2 separate regions of the Homo sapiens genome follow, and region 2 is linked to region 1. Evidence: chromatin loops called from intact Hi-C (ENCODE). Cell type or tissue: PC-9. All regions are shown on one strand. Links, peaks and the distances in the headings refer to the core of each region. The heading gives the core; the rest is flanking DNA. Region 1 overlaps SHROOM3 (shroom family member 3). Region 2 overlaps SHROOM3 (shroom family member 3).

What was found. Peaks named below come from ENCODE experiments on the same cell type or tissue, not always from the same donor. Only the 100,000 strongest peaks of a DNase experiment are listed, where the experiment ranks them.
Region 2: a loop joins it to region 1, with 6 times the contacts of the local background. A loop is called at or near these places in 1 of 110 quality-filtered maps.

What each region holds. Positions count from the first base shown.
Region 1 is chr4:76,660,322-76,670,222 of GRCh38, forward strand. The region is part of intron 2 of SHROOM3 (shroom family member 3); the gene reads left to right. It also overlaps the pseudogene SUMO2P11. Among named protein-coding and RNA genes, the nearest start is that of MIR548AH, 90 kb to the left of the region's middle. RefSeq lists an enhancer at 4,435-5,634. In PC-9, for the core only: no CTCF peak of the experiment used is centred there; a DNase peak (open chromatin) is centred at 5,040; H3K27ac peaks cover 3,144 bases.
Region 2 is chr4:76,729,648-76,739,548 of GRCh38, forward strand. SHROOM3 (shroom family member 3) reads left to right here. Exons shown (of 11, transcript NM_020859.4): 4 at 1,157-1,288; 5 at 9,114-9,901. The region is part of intron 2 of SHROOM3-AS1 (SHROOM3 antisense RNA 1); the gene reads right to left. Among named protein-coding and RNA genes, the nearest start is that of SHROOM3-AS1, 68 kb to the right of the region's middle. In PC-9, for the core only: a CTCF peak has its summit at 4,019 (motif pointing left); a DNase peak (open chromatin) is centred at 3,964.

The DNA.
Region 1 (9,901 bases), core at 1,060-9,059:
CTGCTTAGGGTCCCATATCCCTCTATGAGGGGCTCATTCATTTGAGTTAACTCTTACCCTGTCTGTTTTTAAATAGCTACCCCTAGGAGAGAGTCATCAACACCTCAGCGATAACTAGTCTATCACATATTGGTTGCATTATTTTTTATATTTATTTTAATTAATTTTTTTTAAGATGGAGTCTTGCTCTGTTGCCTGGGCTAGAGTGCAGTGGAGCAATCTCGGCTCACTGCAACCTCCGCCTCCCAGATTCAAATGATTCGTCTGCCTCAGCCTCCTGAGTAGCTGGGATTACAGGCACCTGCCACTACACCCAGCTAATTTTTGTATTTTTAGTAGAGACGGGGTTTCACCATGTTGGTCAGGCTGGTCTCAAACTCCTGACCTCAGGTAATCCACCTGCCTCAGCCTCCCAAAGTGCTGGGATTATAGACATGAGCCACTGTGCCTGGCCTGATGAATCATTTTTTTTCATTTGTGGGTGGTTATTTTGTTTTTTGAGACACAGTCTCACTCTGTCACCCAGGCTGAAGTGCAGGAGCACAATCATAGCTCACTGCAGCCCTGAACTGGTCTCAAGTAATCCTCCCACCCTAGCTTCCTGAGTAAATGGGACTACCGGCATGTACCACCATGCCGGCTTAATTTTTTATGTTTTGTAAAGACAGTGTCTCACTGTTACCCAAGCTTGTCTTGAACTCCTGGCCTCAAGTGATCCTCCTGCCTCAGCCTCCCAAAGTGCTAGGATTACAGGTGTGAGCCACTGTACCTGGCTTAATTTGTTTTTAAAGATATTTTTATTGAGAGATAATTTATATAAAATGTGTGACTCTTGAGTATTCCAGTTCCATGAATCCTGACAAATGTATTCACTTGTGTAATCCACATCCCTATCAAACTATAATCCATTTTCTTTTTTTTTTTTCTGAGACGGAGTCTCGCTCTGTCGCCCAGGCTGGAGTGCAATGGCGCGATCTCGGCTCACACAAGCTCCACCTCCTGGGTTCACGCCATTCTCCTGCCTCAGCCTACCAAGTAGCTGGGAATACAAGCGCCCGCCACCACGCCTGGCTAATTTTTTTGTATTTTTAGTAGAGACGGGGTTTCACCACGTTAGCCAGGATGGTCTCGATCTCCTGACCTCATGATCCGCCCACCTCGGCCTCCCAAAGCGCTGGGTGGGATTACAGGCGTGAGACACTGCGCCTGGCAAATATAGTCCATTTTTATCACCAGATAAAGTTTCTTTGTGCCCCTTTCCAGTCCGCTCTGCACCTCCAGGCACCTACTGTTCTGATTTATTTCACCATAGATTAGTTTTTTCTATCCTAGAAATTCGTTAAATGAAATAACACAGTATATAATCTTTTTTGTTGATATTTGTCACTCAATGTAAGGTTTCTGAACTTTATCTGTGTTGTTGCTTGTATTAATAGTTCATTGTTTATCCATTCTCCTACTGATGGACATTTGGATTGTGTCTAGTTTGGGGCTATTATGAATAAAGCTGCTACAGATATTACTGTACAAGTATTTTTGTAGACATGTGTTTTCATTTTTCTTGGGTAAATACCTAAGAGTAAAATGCTACCTCATAAGGTGGATGTGTGTTCGATTTTCCATACCCTTTTCCAAAGTGTGGTACCATTTTGTTCCATAACCTTCCCAACATGTGGTACTGGCAGTTGTGTTAGTTTTCTATTGCTGCATAAGAAACTATTACAAATGAAGTGTCTTGAAGCAGCACTTATTTATTAGCTCACAATACTCTAGGTCACGGCTGTGCATGGCATCATTGGGTTCTCTACCTAAGACCTCACAAAGCTGAAATCAAGGTGTAGACTGAGCTGGGCTCTTATCTGGAGGCTCTAGGGGATTCTACTTCGAAGTTCCTTCTTGTTGTTGGTTGAATTCAGCTCCTTCTTGTTGTTGTTTGAATTCAGTTTCTTGTGGTTGTAGGATGAAGTCCCCATTTCCTTAATGGCTCTCACCCAGAGCTGCTCTCTCTGCTCCCAGAGGCAGCCTGCATTTCTTCTCACATGGAACCCCACACACCCATCTTCAAGCCTGCAAGACGCATTGAATCCCCCTCGTGCTTTGAATCTCTCTGCCTTCCTCTTCTACTGCCAGGCAGAGAATAAAAACTCTGCTTTTTAAAAGACTCACCTGCCTGGGCCAAACCTACCTGGATAATCTCCTGTATCTTAAGATTCATTGACTTGGGACTTCAATTGCATCTGCAATTTCCCTTCACAATCGATGTTTGAATAACTAGGGGACAGGAATCTTGGGACATCTTCAGAATTCTGCCTACCATAGCAGTCCATGATGAAGTCCTAAAATCAGGATCACTTTTCATTATCCAGTTGCTTAAGAATCCACGTATACTTTCCTTCTAAAGAAGCATGCCTACTGTAGGTTCAATAATTGCAATCCTGTGGTTCGAGCTACTTGAGAGGCTGAGGCAGGAAGATTGCTTGAGCCTAGGAGTTCGAGGCTGCAGTAGGCTGTGATTGCGACAGTGTGCTCCAGCCTGGGCAACAAAGCAAGACCCTATCTGAGGGAGAGGGAGAGAGAGAGGTAGAGGGAGAGGGAGAGGAAGGGAGAGGGAGAGGGAGGGAGAGAGGGAGAGAGGGAGAGAGAGAGATTCACAGAGTTGGTTACTGAGAGCCATGTCTCTAGATTCCTAGCCTAGAACATTGTCTACTACACTCTAATCACTTCTTGCTTCTAGACAGAGTCTGATCCTATAAGGGGACTTTGCGGTTTGGTAATTTAAATCACCATAAAAGTCTCTGGAAATCTAGAAAACATTTATTGAAAATCATGCATAGATAGTTCCAAATCAAAATTTTTAAACTGGCTAAATCTATTCCAAGAAAAGTTATACTTTGTCAGCTTGAAACCAACTGGGTAGGGAAGGAGCCATTGGGTCTGGCATGTTCATGCCTAGGTGTTAAGATCTTAGGATTTCTCGGTTGTGTGTTTGAAATCTCACTCAACCCGGGGACCCTGCATATCTCCCTAATAGAGAATAAGTAATCATAGGCCTGGCATTCAAGATACTCTCATAAGCCTTTTATTTTTCAAGATAGATTCCAGAGAAGTTGGTTGTGAAGCTACACAACTTGCTAAGTCAAGGCTAGAATCCAGGTCTCCCTGTTGCTATACACCAGAGGTAATAACCAGCAGCAAAGAAGCCCAATCTCTCGTGAAGCTGTGCTTTGTTTGGCCCATAGATTGTTGTTGTTCTTGTTGATTTAGAGATGGAGCCTCACTATGTTGCTCAGGCTGAACTCCTGGGCTAAAGTGATCCTCCTCCCTCAGCCTCCTGGGTAGCTGGGATTATAGGTGCACACTGCTGCGCACAGCTTTGGTTTTTAATTGGATTAATTTCCAATATTTAAAACTTGGAAAACTTTACATAAACATCCAGATGTCCAGGATTTTTCTGAAAAGTTGGGAACTCAGGTAACAGTGGACCCACTTTCTGCAGTGTAACAGTTGGGTTAGAGTGGTCCTTTAAACAGGACATGAGGCCTTCAGTGGCCATAGTTCCAACTGGTTCACTTTCCCCATTTACCCTCTTGGTCTCTGTAGGAACTTGAGTCATGACACCTGCCTCACCCCAAGCTGCAGTTCTGAGATACCTTGTCTGACTATTCAAACAATTTCTTATCTGGCCTATATATACCAAGTATGTTTGGCTCTCATTTCCTGGCAGTTGAAAATAATAAACCAGATTTTCAAAGTGGGTGAACTACTTGCTGGCTGTAAGTCTGGCGTCATTGAAAGAATACTTTCTCTGTAGGCCCATAGTCATTTACCACATGGGATCCTCCTGGCTGTCAGCATTCATGTAATTTCAAAAAGTATCCCTTTCCTTATGTGCTAGCTTACTCCTCAGAAAGTTCTGACTTTCAGTGAATAAAACATCTGATATTTGTGAAGTCAAAGAGTTTGCCTAGAAAAGCCACTTTCTCATCTAAAGAGCTTACTGAACCTAACTTCTTTGGAGAACATCTGTGTAGCCATATGAAATTAATGCAGGCAGTTGTTAATTGATCATTCTTCTTGAGTTTATGCAGCCAGAATCTTTCATTGATTAATAGTTGTGATTCTCAATCTTAGCTGCACATGACAATGATCTTGACAGCTTTTAAAAATAATGATGCCTGTGCTACAATTAAAATAGTCGTGATGATGATGATGCCTGCCATTCATCCCCAGAAATTCTGATTCAGTTGGTTTGAGGTTGGTCCTGGGCCTCTGGGTCTTTATGCTTTTGTTACTGTTGTATCGTTTTATTGTGGCAAACAGACACACACATACTCACATACATTAAATTTGTCATCTTAACCAGTTTTAAGTGTATAGGTCAATAATGTTAAGTGTATAGTTCAATAAGTTTAAGTATATCAAAGTTATTGTGCAATGGAGCTTGATAACTTTTTTATCCTGCAAAACTGAAACTCTATACACACTAAAAACTCCATTTCCCTCTTCCACAGCCTCTGGTTGCGCCTTGGTTTTAAAGGCTTCCAGGTGGTCGAGCACGGTGGCTTTTGCCTGTAATCCTAGCACTTTGGTAGGCCGAGGTGGGCAGATCACTTGAGCCCAGGAGTTTGAGACCAGCCTGGGCAACACAGTGAGACCACGTCTCAAAAATATATATATTAACAAAATAAAGGCTTCCAGGTGATTCAGATGTGCCTCCAACCTTGACTTGGAGGGAAGGATTCCCACCTCAAAGGGGTTCTAAGGATTTTACAGTTCTTACCAGGGTTTCCACAGCTGCCAATACCATCTACAAATAGGTAGGATGGGTTTTTTGTGTACACAGTAGTACTAGGACTTCTGATGAACTTGAGTACAGTTAGCCTCTGCTTCAGGCCTCCAACTGTGGAACCACCTCCACTTGGCTGCAGCTTTACCTATGAAGTACTCATTCATGCCATGTGGCCTGGCTGGGATCCATGGGGTTTTTTTAATCTCCTATCTCTCTGCCATTTATAGCTTGTGTTTGATTTCTTGACCCACCCTTAATACCAGTTGAGGGTGGGGCACCTGGGAAGGTGTACCAGGAAGCTGTGGCATTCCAAGAGTTCTTTGGACTTGGACTGTCAGAAGAACCAGTCATCTGGAAGAGAGCCCAGATCCATATGGACTTCCTGCACCAGCAGTGGTGAAATTCAAGGCTTTGCCTGGAGTCCTGGACTGTTCTATGGATTTGGCTGCTTTTTGTCACATCTACAATAATTAAAATGGTGTTTTGTGATGTTTGTGGCTGTTTAAGCTTACCTATTTTATTAACTTGATTCCTGGCACTTTCATCTGTCTCTCATGATCCCAATAGAATAGAAACATTGCCCTGTTCTGGTATTTTCCATGAGCTACCTGTTGTGTTCATCTGTGGAAAACAGTTGTTTTGAGAAACAGATTCAAGTTGATGGAGCTAGGACCTGGCTTGCATCCTTTTTTTGTAGCATAAAATTCAAAACCTCTCTCTCCTGTTTACTGGTATATGTCTAATCTTTCTCTCTGCCATCAGGCGTGACATCCTGACCCCACGCCATACCTTCATTCCCTGATAAGCGCTGCCCTGGTAAGTTCCACTGCATCAGTGCTGACCTACCTGACCTGGCATACTACAGAAATCTTTAAGTGCATTAGGACGTTCCAGCTGAACACTTTTATCACAAAAGCAAACAAGACTGGGTCACCCTTAGGACCCCTATGGATTACTGGGAAAAAAAGAAAATTTTATGAGGAAAATCTGGGGTTAAAGTGTTGTTGACTTACGGTGGTACCTCTAAAATCCTTTAAAAAAGAGTAATTTTCTGCATTGTCGGTCTAGGGTTTAAGAAAAGTCCAGTGATACCCCAGTGTCAAAGCTGCAGAAAGTTCTGGCCTCACTCATTGCAGCTGGAGCTTTGCAGTTTTAATCTTGGACTTGTTCATGTGATTACTTCTATTCAGATACATCAGTGGATTACAGCCTGCCTGGTGTAATCACGGCTCACTGCAGCCTCTACCTCCAGGTCTCAAATGATCCTCCCACCTCAGTCCCCTGAGTAGGTGGGACTGCAGGCATACACCATTATGCCCAACCAATTTTTAAATTATTTTTTGTAGAAACAAAGTCTCACTCTGTTGCCTTAGCTAATCTAATCTTGAACTGGTGGGCTCAAATGATCCTCCCTCCTCAGCCTCTCAAAGTGCTGGGATTACAGGCATAAGCGATCATGCCCGGCCTGTTATGTAGTCTTTATAACATTTTTTTAAAAAGAGGAAATGCTAAGCAAATAGATGTTATTAAAATTGTAGTGCAAACCAAAACGAGAATGTGGGAAGATGTTATAAGATGTATGATAAAGATCTTTCAATTCTTATATCTTAATTTCTTAAAAGGAAATACAGAGCAAGCAGGGACTCAGAGCTATCTGCATACCCATGTTCATAGCAGCATCATTGATGATAGACAAAGGGTAGAGGCAACCCAAGTGTCCATGGAGGGAAGAATAAATAAACAAACTGTGGTATAAACATTTAATGGCCTATCATTCTGCCTTAAAAAGGAATGAAATCCTGTTACAGAATATGACATAGGTGAACTTTGGGAATGTTATGCTAAGTGAAAGAAGCCAGTCACAGAAGGAAAAATACAGTGTAATTCCACTTATACAAGTTACCTAGAATAGTCAAATTCATAGAAACAGAAAGTAGAATGGTGGTTGGCAGGGGCTGGGGAATGGGAGGATTGGACAATTATTGTTCAGTGTGTACAAAGTTTCAGTTTTACAACTTCGTAAAACTGAAGAGTAAAAGAGTTCTGAGTACAAGAGTAAAAGAGTTCTGAGTACAAGAGTAAAAGAGTTCTGTAGATGAATGCTGGTGATGGTTGCACAACAGCATGAATATACTTAATGCCCCTGGACTGTACACTTACATGTGGTTAAGATGGTTCACTTTACATTATGTAGGCTGTTTTTTCTTTTGTTTTGTTTCGTTTTTTTTAGACAGGTTCTCGCTCTGTCACCCATGCTGGATGCAGTGATGTGATCACGGCTTACTGCAGCCTCAATCTCCAGGGCTCAGGCGATCCTCCCACCTCAGCCCTGAGTAGCTGGGACTACAGGCATGTGCCATCATACCCAGATAATTTTTAAATTATTTTTTGTAGAAACAAGGTCTCACTCTGTTGCTGGTCTTCAACTCATGGGCTCAAGCAATCCTTCCTCCTCAGCCTCCCAAAGTACTGGGATTACAGGCATGAGCCATCATGCCCAGCCTGTTATGTATTCTTTACAACAATTTGTTTAAAGGGGAAATGCTAAGCAAATAGAAGATGTTATTAAAATTGTTGCTTGGGCGCGGTGGCTCACGCCTGTAATCCCAGCACTTTGGGAGGCTGAGGCGGGCGGATCATGAGGTCAGGAGATCGAGACCTTCCTGGCCAACACGCTGAAACCCCGCCTCTACTAAAATACAAAAAAATTAGCTGGGCGTGGTGGCGCCCGCCTGTAGTCCTAGCTACTCGGGAGGCTGAAGCAGGGGAATCACTTGAACCCGGGAGGCGGAGGTTGCAGTGAGCCAAGGTGCGCCACTGCACTCCAGCCTGGGCGACAGAAGGAGACTCCCTCTCAAAAAAAAAAAAAAAAAAAAAAAAAAGTTGTTCTGCAGGTGCACGCAGGGTGCGGGGAGGGAGCACATAATGTCACGCCCCCTCTCCCTTGTCCACCGCTGCAGCCTCCTCCTGCAGCTCCTGGTGCTGCTTGTGTGCTCCTTCGGTGAGGACCTGGTACCTCTTCTGTGAAGCGGCAGCTGAGGAGACTCCGGCGCTCCCCATGGCCGGCGAAAAGCCCAAGGAAGGAGTCAAGACTGAGAACAACGATCATATTAGTTTGAAGGTGGCGGGGCAGGATAGTTCTGTGGTGCAGTTTGATTAAAAGGCATATGTCGGGCGCGGTGGCTCACACCTGTAATTCTAGCACTTTGGGAGGCTGAGGCAGGCAGATCACCTGAGGTCAGGAGTTCGAGACCAGACTGGCCAAAATGGTGAAACCCCGTCTCTACTAAAAATACAACAACAACAACAAAAATTAGCCGGACGTAGTGGCACATGCCTGTAATCCTAGCTACTCAGGAGGCTGAGGTGGGAGAATTGCTTGAACCAAGGAGGCAGAGGTTGCAGTGGGCTGAGATTGTGCCATTGCACTCCAGCTGGGGCGACAACAGCAAAACTCCGCCTCAAAACAAACAAACAAACAAACAAACAAATGAAAAAAACTAAGAGGCATACATCACTTAGTAAACTAATGAAAGCGTATTGTGAATGATAGGGATTGTCAATGAGGCAGATCAGATTCCGATTTGACAGGCAACAAATCAATGAAACAGACACACCTGCACAGTTTGAAATAGAGGATGAAGATACAATTGATGTGTTCCAACAGCAGAGGGGAGGTGTCTACTGAGAAGGGAAGCTGCTTCGTTACTCCAGGACTGTTTTCTTTTCAGACCAACATGACATTCTCAGTTAGAAAACTGCAATTTGGTTCTACCACATTCTGACTACTACAGTATAGTTTTCTCTATTATTTAATTTCCCCCTTCCCCATTCCTTTATTGCACATAAAGTAACTGGCATATGTGCACAAGCATATTGCATTTTTTAACTAAACAGCCAATGGTATGTTTTGATTGACATCACATGGAGACGGGATAGGGAAAAATACTGATTGTGTGAAAATGCCCCCTTTCTCCTTTAGTGGCATGCTCACTCAGCTCTTATCTTTCTATTCTAGTAAGTTATTTTGCTTTTACTGTTTTAACAAAACAACAACATAAAAATCCTTGTATACCTTGTTCAATTGGAGAATTTTAATGTTTTTCATTTATCCTTGTTAAACCAAGGACGGTTTTATAACTCTTTTGTATGTAGCTGTTACGTGTAGGGGAATCTGTCTTTAAGTAGGGATAAATTACTCTAAAACAAACAAAAAAAGTAATCCTATGGCTGGACTCAGTGGCTCACACCTGTAATCCTAGCAGTTTGGGAGGCCGAGGCAGGCAGATCACTTGAGGTCAGGAGTTCAAAACCAGCCTGGCCAACATGGTAAAACCCTGTCTCTACTAAAAATTCAAAAAGAATTAGCTGGGTGTGCCTGTAATCTCAGCTACTCGGGAGGCTGAGGTGGGAGAATCACTTGAACCCGGGAGGTAGAGGTTGCAGTGAGCCGAGATCGGGCCACTGCACTGCTACAGAGCAAAACTCTGTCTCAAAAAAAAAAAAAGAATCCTAGATACTTTTCTCTTCACATATCTTGTTTAAATAAACTTTTTGCTTAAAATTTAAAAAAAAAATAATAATTGTTGTGCAAACCAAAACGAGTATGTGGGATGTTACATGAATTTCTCTTTGGTCAGATTTATATAGAGGTGAGACTAAGTCACAGAGAATTGCTTTTATTATGCCTGAGGAATGCATCTTAAACATGGGACATGCTGCTCAAAAACGGGCCTAACTTTGTTAGATGTTTTAAGGAAACTAAGGTTCCACATCCATGTGCCTACCTGCCAACTGGGCACACCCACACCATATCTCATAGGCACTTGCCCCAGACTGAGGTAATCTTTCTCATCAAAACTGCTCTCTTTCTAGTCTTCCCCATTTCTGTGAATTAGGTATCATCACTCATCAGTTGCCAAGCTTGAAATCTGGGCATCTTCCTTGCCCCCTTCATTTTTCTCACAACCTCCCACATCTAATAAAAATTAACAAGGCCTCTGTCTGTCCACTGCAAGACTTTTACACAAATGTTCAAAGCAGAATTATTCATCATAGACCAAATGTGGGAATAATCCAAGTGTTCATCAACTTGTAAATAGAAAAATGAAA
Region 2 (9,901 bases), core at 799-8,798, 69 kb after region 1:
CTTAGCTAAGAAGGGGAAGTAACTCACATAAGGTCAGACAGCAAGTTAATAACGAAGTCAGGGCAAGAGCCCAGGTCTCCTGACACCTGGTCTAGTATTTTTCTGATGTCCTAATACATTAAATTTTATTAGCTTCAGGGGAATTATTTTTCATTTATATTACAAAAACTAATTTATTTTTTCACAGAAAAGAGATAGGTGCATTTTTAGCTACAAGGCCAAGTACAATGAGTTGGAATAATTTACAGCTATTATTTTCACCATATCCAGATGGATTCCTGGATCCCATAAAAGTGTTTCTAAACTGCAGAAAAATCCCCCTACAGTCTTACAGTTCAAGAATTTTCAGCATGAAATGCCTGGTAGATTACCTGACTTTTTTTGCCAAAAATAAGGCACAGCAGCTCTCTCCTGACTCTGACTTTCTATAGTCCTTACTGAATTATAGTCCTTACTGAATTCATTCTTCAGTGTTGCAGTCTGAAGGACACCCACATTTTCTCTTTGTCTTTGTCAATTCTTTGTGTTGTAAGGGCAGGATGTTTAAAAGTTGAAGTCATTGACTTGCAAAATGAGAAATTTCAGAGGGCATTTTGTTCTCTAGACCATGTAGCTTAGAGCAGTGTTCACACTGAGGTTGCTGCTAATGTTTCTGCAGTTCTTACCAATAGTATCATTTACCCAGCAACAGGATATGATAGAGGACTTCGAAAACCCCAGAAAATGTTTTGCCATATATCCAAAGCCCTTTGGGAAATGGAAAGGAATTGCGGGCTCCCATTTTTATATATGGATAGATAGAGACCAAGAAAGACCAAGGCAACTCCATGTGCTTTACATTAATAAAGTACAAAATGTTAACATGTAGGAAGTCTAGGCGAAGTTTATGTGAGAATTCTTTACACTAATTTTGCAACATTTTAATGCAAGTCTGAAATTATGTCAAAATAAGTAAAAATTTTTACAAGTTAAGCAGAGAATAACAATGATTAGTCAGAGAAATAAGTAGCAAAATCTTCTTCTCAGTATTGACTTGGTTGCTTTTCAATCTCTGAGGACACAGCAGTCTTCGCTTCCAAATCCACAAGTCACATCAGTGAGGAGACTCAGCTGAGACTTTGGCTAATGTTGGGGGGTCCCTCCTGTGTCTCCCCAGGCGCAGTGAGCCTGCAGGCCGACCTCACTCGTGGCACACAACTAAATCTGGGGAGAAGCAACCCGATGCCAGCATGATGCAGATATCTCAGGGTATGATCGGCCCTCCTTGGCACCAAAGCTACCATTCCAGGTAAGTGGCTATAGCTGAGACTGAAGGGTTTCTTTCTTTCTAATGTCATGTTCCCAGAAAAGAATGTTTTCTTCTCTGTTTTGAGAATGTTTTTTCTTATACTCACACTAAATATTAAATCTCTATCCACTGCTTTTCTCATCCTCTTATAGTGCTTGACGTGTATATGAGTTACCTTTATATGCTTGGCTAGATCAACTTGAAGATCAGAATTATTTGAAGCACTGGCTGGCCATTTGAGATATTTATGGGGTCCATCAATTCTCAGACATTTCTCCACTGATAGCACTATATTAGAAAAATTGAGATTTTTCTTCCTTCAGTGCTTAAGTGTGCTTTCTGCCTTAGTCAAAACCGTATCCATTTTTATTCCTGTGTTTGAACTCCCCATTTGGTTTTGCTCTTTCAATTAAGGTAATTTGTCCATCTTAGCTCCAACGGCACAACTAATGTACTGAGGACCACTCAGTGTATACATTATCTCATGTAGTGACTCATAGACTTCTTTAAAACAGATACAGTAGTATTAACCCCATTTTGCAGAATAGGAAATTGAAGCTTGCGGCTGGGTGCAGTGGCTTATGCCTGTAATCCCAGCACTTTGGGAGGCCAAGGAGGGCGGATCACCTGAGGTCAGGAGTTCAAGACCAGCCTGGCCAACACGGTGAAACCCTGTCTCTACTAAAAATACAAAAATTAGCCAGGTGTGGTGGCATGAACCTGTAATCCCAGCTACTCGGGAGGCTGAGGCAGAAGAATCGCTTGAACCCGGGAGGTGGAGGTTGCAGTGAGCTCAGATCACGCCACTGCACTCCAACCTGGGTGACAGAGTAAGACTTCATCTCAAAAAAAAAACAAACAAACAAACAAACAGAAATTTAAGCTTGGAAAGATTAGTTTGTCCAAGCTCAAACAACTGATCAGTACCCAAGTCAAGACAAATCCAAGCCAGGTTTCAAAGCTGCTGCATGTAATCAGTAGGTTATACTTCCTCTGCTTTTCTAGCTACTGTTTGTTGTATGGGTCAAGGTTTGGTCAGGAAGAAGGAGAGCCCTCACAAGTGGTTTAGGAGAGGGGTTATAGAACGAGGGAGCACAGCCTGACCACCATCACACATTAGAGAGAGAACTAAGCCAGGACTCCCCTCCACTTCAGACTTGGAACCCCTACAAACTGGAATCTATCTTCTGATCCCAGGGAGTTAGACTCCGTAGCTTATCACTTTTGGGAAATGCTTAGATAGCGCTAATGTAGCGAGGTCAGGAAAATAAGGGTCACTTAGTCCTTACATACAAAGGAGACGCAAGTGTTGGTATGTGTGTGCATGTGTGTTGGGGGGAGGAGGGGAGGCTGGAAGCTTCTGGAAGGATTACTTAATGAACAGATGGTAGCTATGCATTTGGCAAGGCCAGAACTCAGTCACAGCCCTTAATACTCATGTCTGGTCAAGTCAAGGGCCAAATCCTAGACCTCTCACTGATGAACAGTAGCTCATGGAATTGAACAGGACAAACCTCTCTCAGCATATCAGGGTAGGATTCAGGCCACAGGAAGAGATAATGTCCTGGTTCCTTCCTGGTTACAGATGCTCCTCTCCCTTGCCCATGTCCTTCCCAATCACCCTGAAAGAAATTATTCTCACCGTCTGAGCCATCTGTTCTCAGAGAGCAGGTTTCCTAGCAGTGTCTCCTGACCCTTGACAAAGCCAGACTACTTTTGCTTTACAGGCATGGAGGTGTTGAGGGCCTTTAGAAGGTAAGGTGTGTGGAGCCTAACAATGAAGGAAGAATAGCATAGTGGTAAGGGACTGGGCCTTTAAGTCAGACCTAGGTTTAAATCTCCCCTTACCCCTACGGTGTAAGCTTGAGCAAATCATTTAACCTTTGATCTTGGCTTCCTTTTCTGTAAAATAACTAGTACCTACATCATTGGATTGTTGTGAGGATTATATAAAATAGCATATGTGCAATTCTTAGTACATAGTAAGCACTCAATGAATGATGACTGATTATAATAATTAAGCTGAAGACTTCAGGACACCATGAAACCTGGTACTGAACTTGAGGGTGAATGGCCAGCACACACTTATAAATGCAGGTGGGTATGTATTAACAGAGTGCCCTTCAACAGTGGGGTCCTTTGAGCATCCTTACTCCTAACCTTCTTATGAAGCCCTAAATCCAAAGCCACACTGTGACTTAAAAAATGTGCTGGCCCTTCAGCAGAGATAAGCACTGCAATCAGTACTTAGAATGACTGCTTACAGTAACTATGGTGAGCTCCAGTAGGCCTCAGGGGAATGGGGCCGTCAGCACCAGAAGTACAGTATTTTCAAGGCTTTGCTTCTGCACCTCCTCCTTCCTCCTCTGCATCCCAGCCTCCAGAGGGGCTTAGGCAGGTGGATCTGCCCTTGTGCTGTATCTACCACTCTGTCTCTCTGATTGAAGCTTCAAAATTGTTCCTCCTGACATAAGGACCATCAGCACAAAAGCACTGCATGGGGACAAAAGGAGAAAGGAAAGTTCAAATAACTCAAAATGTTACAGGCGTGTGCATTCTCTCCTGCTGCAGCACAAACCACCCTGTGGTGCAGCACAAACAAACCATGCCTGAGGCTTGCAGCTTTGGCAGAGGGCTTGACCCCCATGCTGAGTTCCACCTGTGGGATCTGATCTTGGCAGCGGCAGGTGGAGAGGTGCCCCAGGTGTGTTTCTGAGGAGCACAGTGGCATCTAGTGGTCCAGTGTGCCACATCAGTTGGCTGGTATCTCTCTGACAGCCTTAGTTTAAGTTCCAGAAACCAATCTCAGTCCTGAATTTATGGATCTGTTTCTTGTTAAGAAGCAGGCGTAAGAGGGGGTGAGAGGATGAGGGAGAGACAGGAGTGAGGTGAGAGAGAGAGAGAAAGAGAAGTATGGAGAGACTGAAGATGTGTAATTTAACTGTGAGCTAGGTTGGATTTGGAATTTCACTGAAATTGTATTTCAGCTGCTTTCTGTCAGACCCTTGACACTCTGTTTTTGCTGCCCTATGGAAATCTCACCCAGTGGTTCTAAAGTACTAAAGTACTTTAGAAGAGACTGAAAAGTTATGTAGTCTAGCCCCCTGACAAGAGGCTGAAATAGCAGTATCAAATCAGTGATTCATTCATTCAACAAATCTGTATGAGCATCCACTATGTCTCAGATGCTTTGTAGGTATTGGGAGTACAGTGGTGAACAAGGCATAAAAAGCCCCCTGCACCACAATTATTTGTTTCCCAAAATGTGTTCCGTGGAATAACAATCCACTAGATACTTCTTAGAAAAAAAAGTTTCTGAGATCAAGTAAGTTTAGAAAACATCTCTTAGTTAAATTATATATTTCTCTTTTAGAACAACACATGAAAAATGGTTTGGGAGAACAATAGTTTATAAAAGACTCAGAAATCTTGCAGTAAATAAAATTGTTTAGCTTATTTAGCTCAATATTTTCCAAACATATTTAATCATCTAAGGAATTAGTGTTCTGTGAGCACACTTTAGGAAATGTTTTCATACACTTATTTTGTGCTCTATGTTTTAAATATTTTAAAAATACTTTTTTTTTTTTTTTTGAGATGGGTCTCACTGTGTTGCCCAGGCTGGGGTGCAGTGATGCGATCAAGGCTAACTCCAACATTGACATTCTGGGCTCAAGCGATCCTCCCGCCTCAGCCTCCCAAAGTGCTGGGATTACAGGCGTGAGCCACCGTACCTGGTAGATACCTGTGTTTAAAAGTATTTTAAACACACAAAATAGAATGATATTATAAAAATACATACATCTACCACAGAATTAAAAAGCATTTTATGTTCACTTCAGTTCTTTAAATATTATAGATACAGTCAAAGTCTCTTTCACATAACCAAAGGGATATGATATAATGTCAAGTAGTGGTAAGTGCTGTGAAGAAAATAAAGCAGGGTAACAGGCATAAAGGAGAGAAGAGATGCTCTTTAGTTAGTTCCAGGAGGTCCTCTCTGAATGAAGTAAGAGGGAGTAAGCCAGGTGAAGAGCACTCCGGGTGGTGGGAGCAGTGAGTACAAAGACTCTGAGACCCTGAGATGGGAATAAATTTCCTGGGTTTGAGTTTCAACAGGGAAACTATTATGCTGGAGTGCAGGGAGCAAGAAGAAGAGCAATAGAAAATGAGGCTGGAGAAGTAGCCAGACCATGGTAAGAACTTTGATCCACTCAAGATGCACCCCTCTTGAGAGTAAGGCTGGCTTTATGTGAGTTGGAATTGTTGCAGGATTGAAAACCTTCATTCCAAGTTTTCTTACCCATCATTAAAAGTGCCATTTTGGTGGCATCAATGGCAAAGGTAATAAAAATGAGTATTTCCAGACAGCAGTGGAAGAACTTGTCCTAGTGAGTGATATCAGTGCCTGTATTCCCCAGGCAGCTTGGGAATGGTAATTCTGAAGGGACAGAACCCTCTCCGGGCAGGAGGGAAAATACCTAACAGAGGCCTTCCATGACCTTTCTACCTTAGGTTTGCTACAGGAAGGAACCCACTATACCCTTGCACTGGTCTGATTAGAGATATGTGTAACAGGGATTTCATATTTATAGATACCATCTATATTTTAAGATATGTTAGGCTGGGCACGGTGGCTCACGCCTGTAATCCCAGCACTTTGGGAGGCCAAGGAGGGTGGATCATTTGAGGTCAGGAGTTTGAGACGTGCCTGGCCAACATGGTGAAACCCCGTCTCTACTAAAAATACAAAAATTAGCTGGGCATGGTGGTACCTGCCTGTAATCCCAGCTACTCGGGAGGCTGAGGCAGGAGAATTGCTTGAACCCGGGAGGCGGTGGTTGCAGTGAGCCGAGATTGCGCCACTGCACTCCGTCCTGGGCGACAGACCGAGACTCTATCTTAAAAAAAAAAAAAAAAAAAAAAAAAAAAAATATATATATATATATATATATATATATATATATATTTTAGTGATGGTATCTTCCCCACTCGATAGTGTTTCAGTTAACCATCAGTTTATTTACTTTGATTTGTTGTGTGTGTTCCTATGTTAGATTTGAATTATCCTTTCAATGAAAGACTGCTAAAATTCTCAGCAGTTGGGAGGAGGATTACCTAATGTCTCCTACCTTCATAGAAATGGTGAATGAAACGGCCCTTATGGGGTTCCATTTCCCCTGGAAGTATTAGCTCTAAAAAGGAAGCAGACTGGGTCATACAGGATTATCCACAAGGCTGTCTAGCGCTTCTTTAGTAGGACCTCTTTATTTAGAGGGGAATGAAGAAATTCAGGGTAGGGGGTAAAATCTTTGACATATGCTATGCCATTGAGTGCCGGGTCTGATTTCCCTGATCTGGCTGGCTTGGGAGCTATTTCCTTCCTTTCTCCCTTGAATTTATACCTATCTGTCCCGAAGTAGGATGCGCCATTCAGTCAACTGACTTTCTCTGATAGAGAAAAATTACATTCTTGAGGAGAGCTGCTGAAAGTGTAGTCTCCTTTTCCTTAAATTCCAGCACAAGTTTTGACTCCGAATATGGTTTTTCTAGTCTCAACATATTATCTGGAGATATTCCAGCCATAAAGCATTATCACATACTTGACCAATAAGACACTACATTTATTTACATGTAATCTAGAAATAGAAGAATACATCATGAATTTTAATAGTGTTGAAACGCCTATCCATTTAAAAATAGAAAATCTTGGGCAAGAACTTCTAGTGATTTACCCTTCTTTAGAGAACAGTGAGTCACAAACATTTAAACCACTTATTCCTTCATATATGCCCTCCCCGTGTGTGTATATATATAGAGACAGAGACAGACATTTTTTAGAGCAGTTTTAGTTTCATAGTGAAATTGAACAAAGTCCAGAGATTTCCCATATAGTCCCTGTCCCCATACATGCACAGCCTCCTCCATTTTCAGCAACCCCCACCAGAGTAGTACATTTGTTACAACTGATAAACCTACATTGACACATCATAATCACCCAAAGTCCATAGTTTATATTAGGGTTCACTGTTGCTGTTGTGCATTTTGTAGGTTTGGACAAATGTATAATGACATGTATCCATCATTATAGTATCGTACAGAATACTTTCACTGTCCTAAAAATCCTCTGTGCTCGCCCATTCCTCCTTGCATCGCCCCTAAGACCTGGCAACCACTGATCTTTTTATTGTGTCCATTGTTCTGCCTTTTCCAGAATGTCAGTCATGTAGTTGGAATCATATGGTTTGTAGCCTTTTCAGACTGGCTTTTTTCATCTAGTGAAATGCATTTTAGTTTCTTTCATATTTTTTTCATGGCTTGACAGCTCTTTTTTTTTTTTTTAAGTAATGAATAACATTCCATTGTGTAGATATACCACAGTTTATTCACCTACTGCAGAACAGCCTTGTTGCTTCCATGTTTTGGCAATTATGAATAAAACTGCTGTAAACATCCGTGTGTGGGTTTTTGTGTGGACGTGAGTTTTCAGTTCCAGTGGATAAATGCCAGGGAATGTGATCACTGGATCTTATGGTAAGAGTATGTTTAATTTTGTAAGAAACTGCCAAACTTCTTTTAAAAGTGGCTGTGCCATTTTGCATTACCACCTGCAATGAATGAGAGTTTCTCTTGCTCCCCATCCTCACCAGCATTTGGTATTGTCAATGTTCTGGATTTTGGCCGTTCTAATAGGTGTGTAGTGGTATCTTGGTTTTGTTTGGTTGTTTTTTGTTTTTGCCTATGACAGAGCCCTCAGGACGTCCTGAGAACATGTTCCCTAGTATCTTGTTGTTTTAATTTGTAATTTCCTAGTGACTTATGATGACAGCCTTTTCATTTGCTTTTTCACCATCTGTATATCTTCTTAGGATTGGCCAGTTTTTAAATCAGGTTGTTTTCTTATTGTTGAGTTTTAAGTGATTTTTTAAAAACACATATATTTTGAGTTTCTAAGTAATTTTATTTTGAGACAGCTTTCTGGAGTTTACAGTGATTGATAGTCTTTTTCCTCTTCTCCAGACGGGCTCTGAAAACCATCTGGAGGAGCTTGTAAATGAGAAAATCTTGCCCTCCTAAATGTATGAGGAGGCTTTGCTTTGGCTTTTGGAAGTCATCCACAGGTGTTGGAATCCCAGCACCGAAGAGCCCCTGTGATTAAGCCTTCTCATAAAGCTTCCCTCTCCTTCCCTCTTTCCCCTTAGTTCTGCCTCTCATGAGCTTTTTCTGACTCTAATTTCTCTCATTCAGCTTTGTGTTTAGCTTTCCCACCACAAACAAATTGTTTCTAGTGCAGTTAAGATTCCAGGAAGATTGCCAGGGTGTATCCTTCAATTCCATAAAAAGGAAAGATATTAACTAAAAACATATACATGTGCACACAAAGTCTCCTTCACCCGTGCCTATTCTCTTATTAACTTTTTCCCCTCTTCCCACAAACAGCCCCAGTAGACACACAGTTTCAGTCTCAATCACTCTTCTACCTCTCTCATTTCTTGGCACATGCAAAATGTCATTTCCAGCATGCAGCAAATCACATCAAAGTGCTGCCTGTGCCCAAAGGCCACGTGGCTTCCTCTGAGCTCCTCATTCCTCTCCTTGCTAGCCTGGGTGATTAATTAGAGGCAGATAGGTTAGAGTGTTGGGCAGTTACTCCTAGCGATGACACAGAAGGAGGCTGAGCAAGGCCCAAATATGGCCCTTTTTACCCACCCTTCCAAACACCAAACCTCTTGCACAAGAGAACATTTATAAGCTGGGTCCTCTGCCTGTAAGCCTACTAAATGATAACAGCTCAGTGGTACTGACTGCTTTGTCTTTCTTCCAGCTCCTCTACTAGTGACCTCTCCAACTATGACCATGCTTATCTAAGGCGGAGCCCTGACCAGTGCAGCTCCCAGGGGAGCATGGAGAGCCTGGAGCCCAGTGGGGCATACCCACCCTGTCATCTTTCCCCTGCCAAGTCCACCGGCAGCATTGACCAGCTCAGCCACTTCCATAACAAGAGAGACTCGGCTTACAGCTCTTTCTCCACCAGTTCTAGCATCCTAGAGTATCCACACCCTGGCATCTCTGGCCGGGAGCGTTCAGGCTCCATGGACAATACTTCTGCTCGAGGTGGCCTCCTCGAAGGGATGAGGCAGGCAGATATTCGCTATGTCAAGACAGTCTATGACACCCGGAGGGGAGTCTCAGCAGAGTATGAGGTGAACTCTTCAGCCCTGCTGCTTCAAGGTAGGGAGGCCCGAGCCTCAGCAAATGGTCAGGGCTATGATAAATGGTCTAATATTCCTCGGGGCAAGGGAGTGCCACCCCCATCCTGGAGCCAGCAGTGCCCCAGTTCCTTGGAGACTGCCACGGACAACCTTCCTCCTAAGGTGGGTGCACCCCTGCCTCCAGCTCGGAGTGACAGTTACGCAGCATTTCGGCACCGTGAGCGGCCCAGCTCCTGGTCTAGCCTTGATCAGAAACGGCTCTGCCGGCCTCAGGCAAACTCTTTAGGCTCCCTGAAGTCTCCATTCATAGAGGAGCAGCTGCATACTGTGCTGGAGAAGAGTCCAGAGAACAGCCCCCCAGTGAAGCCCAAGCATAACTATACCCAGAAGGCCCAACCTG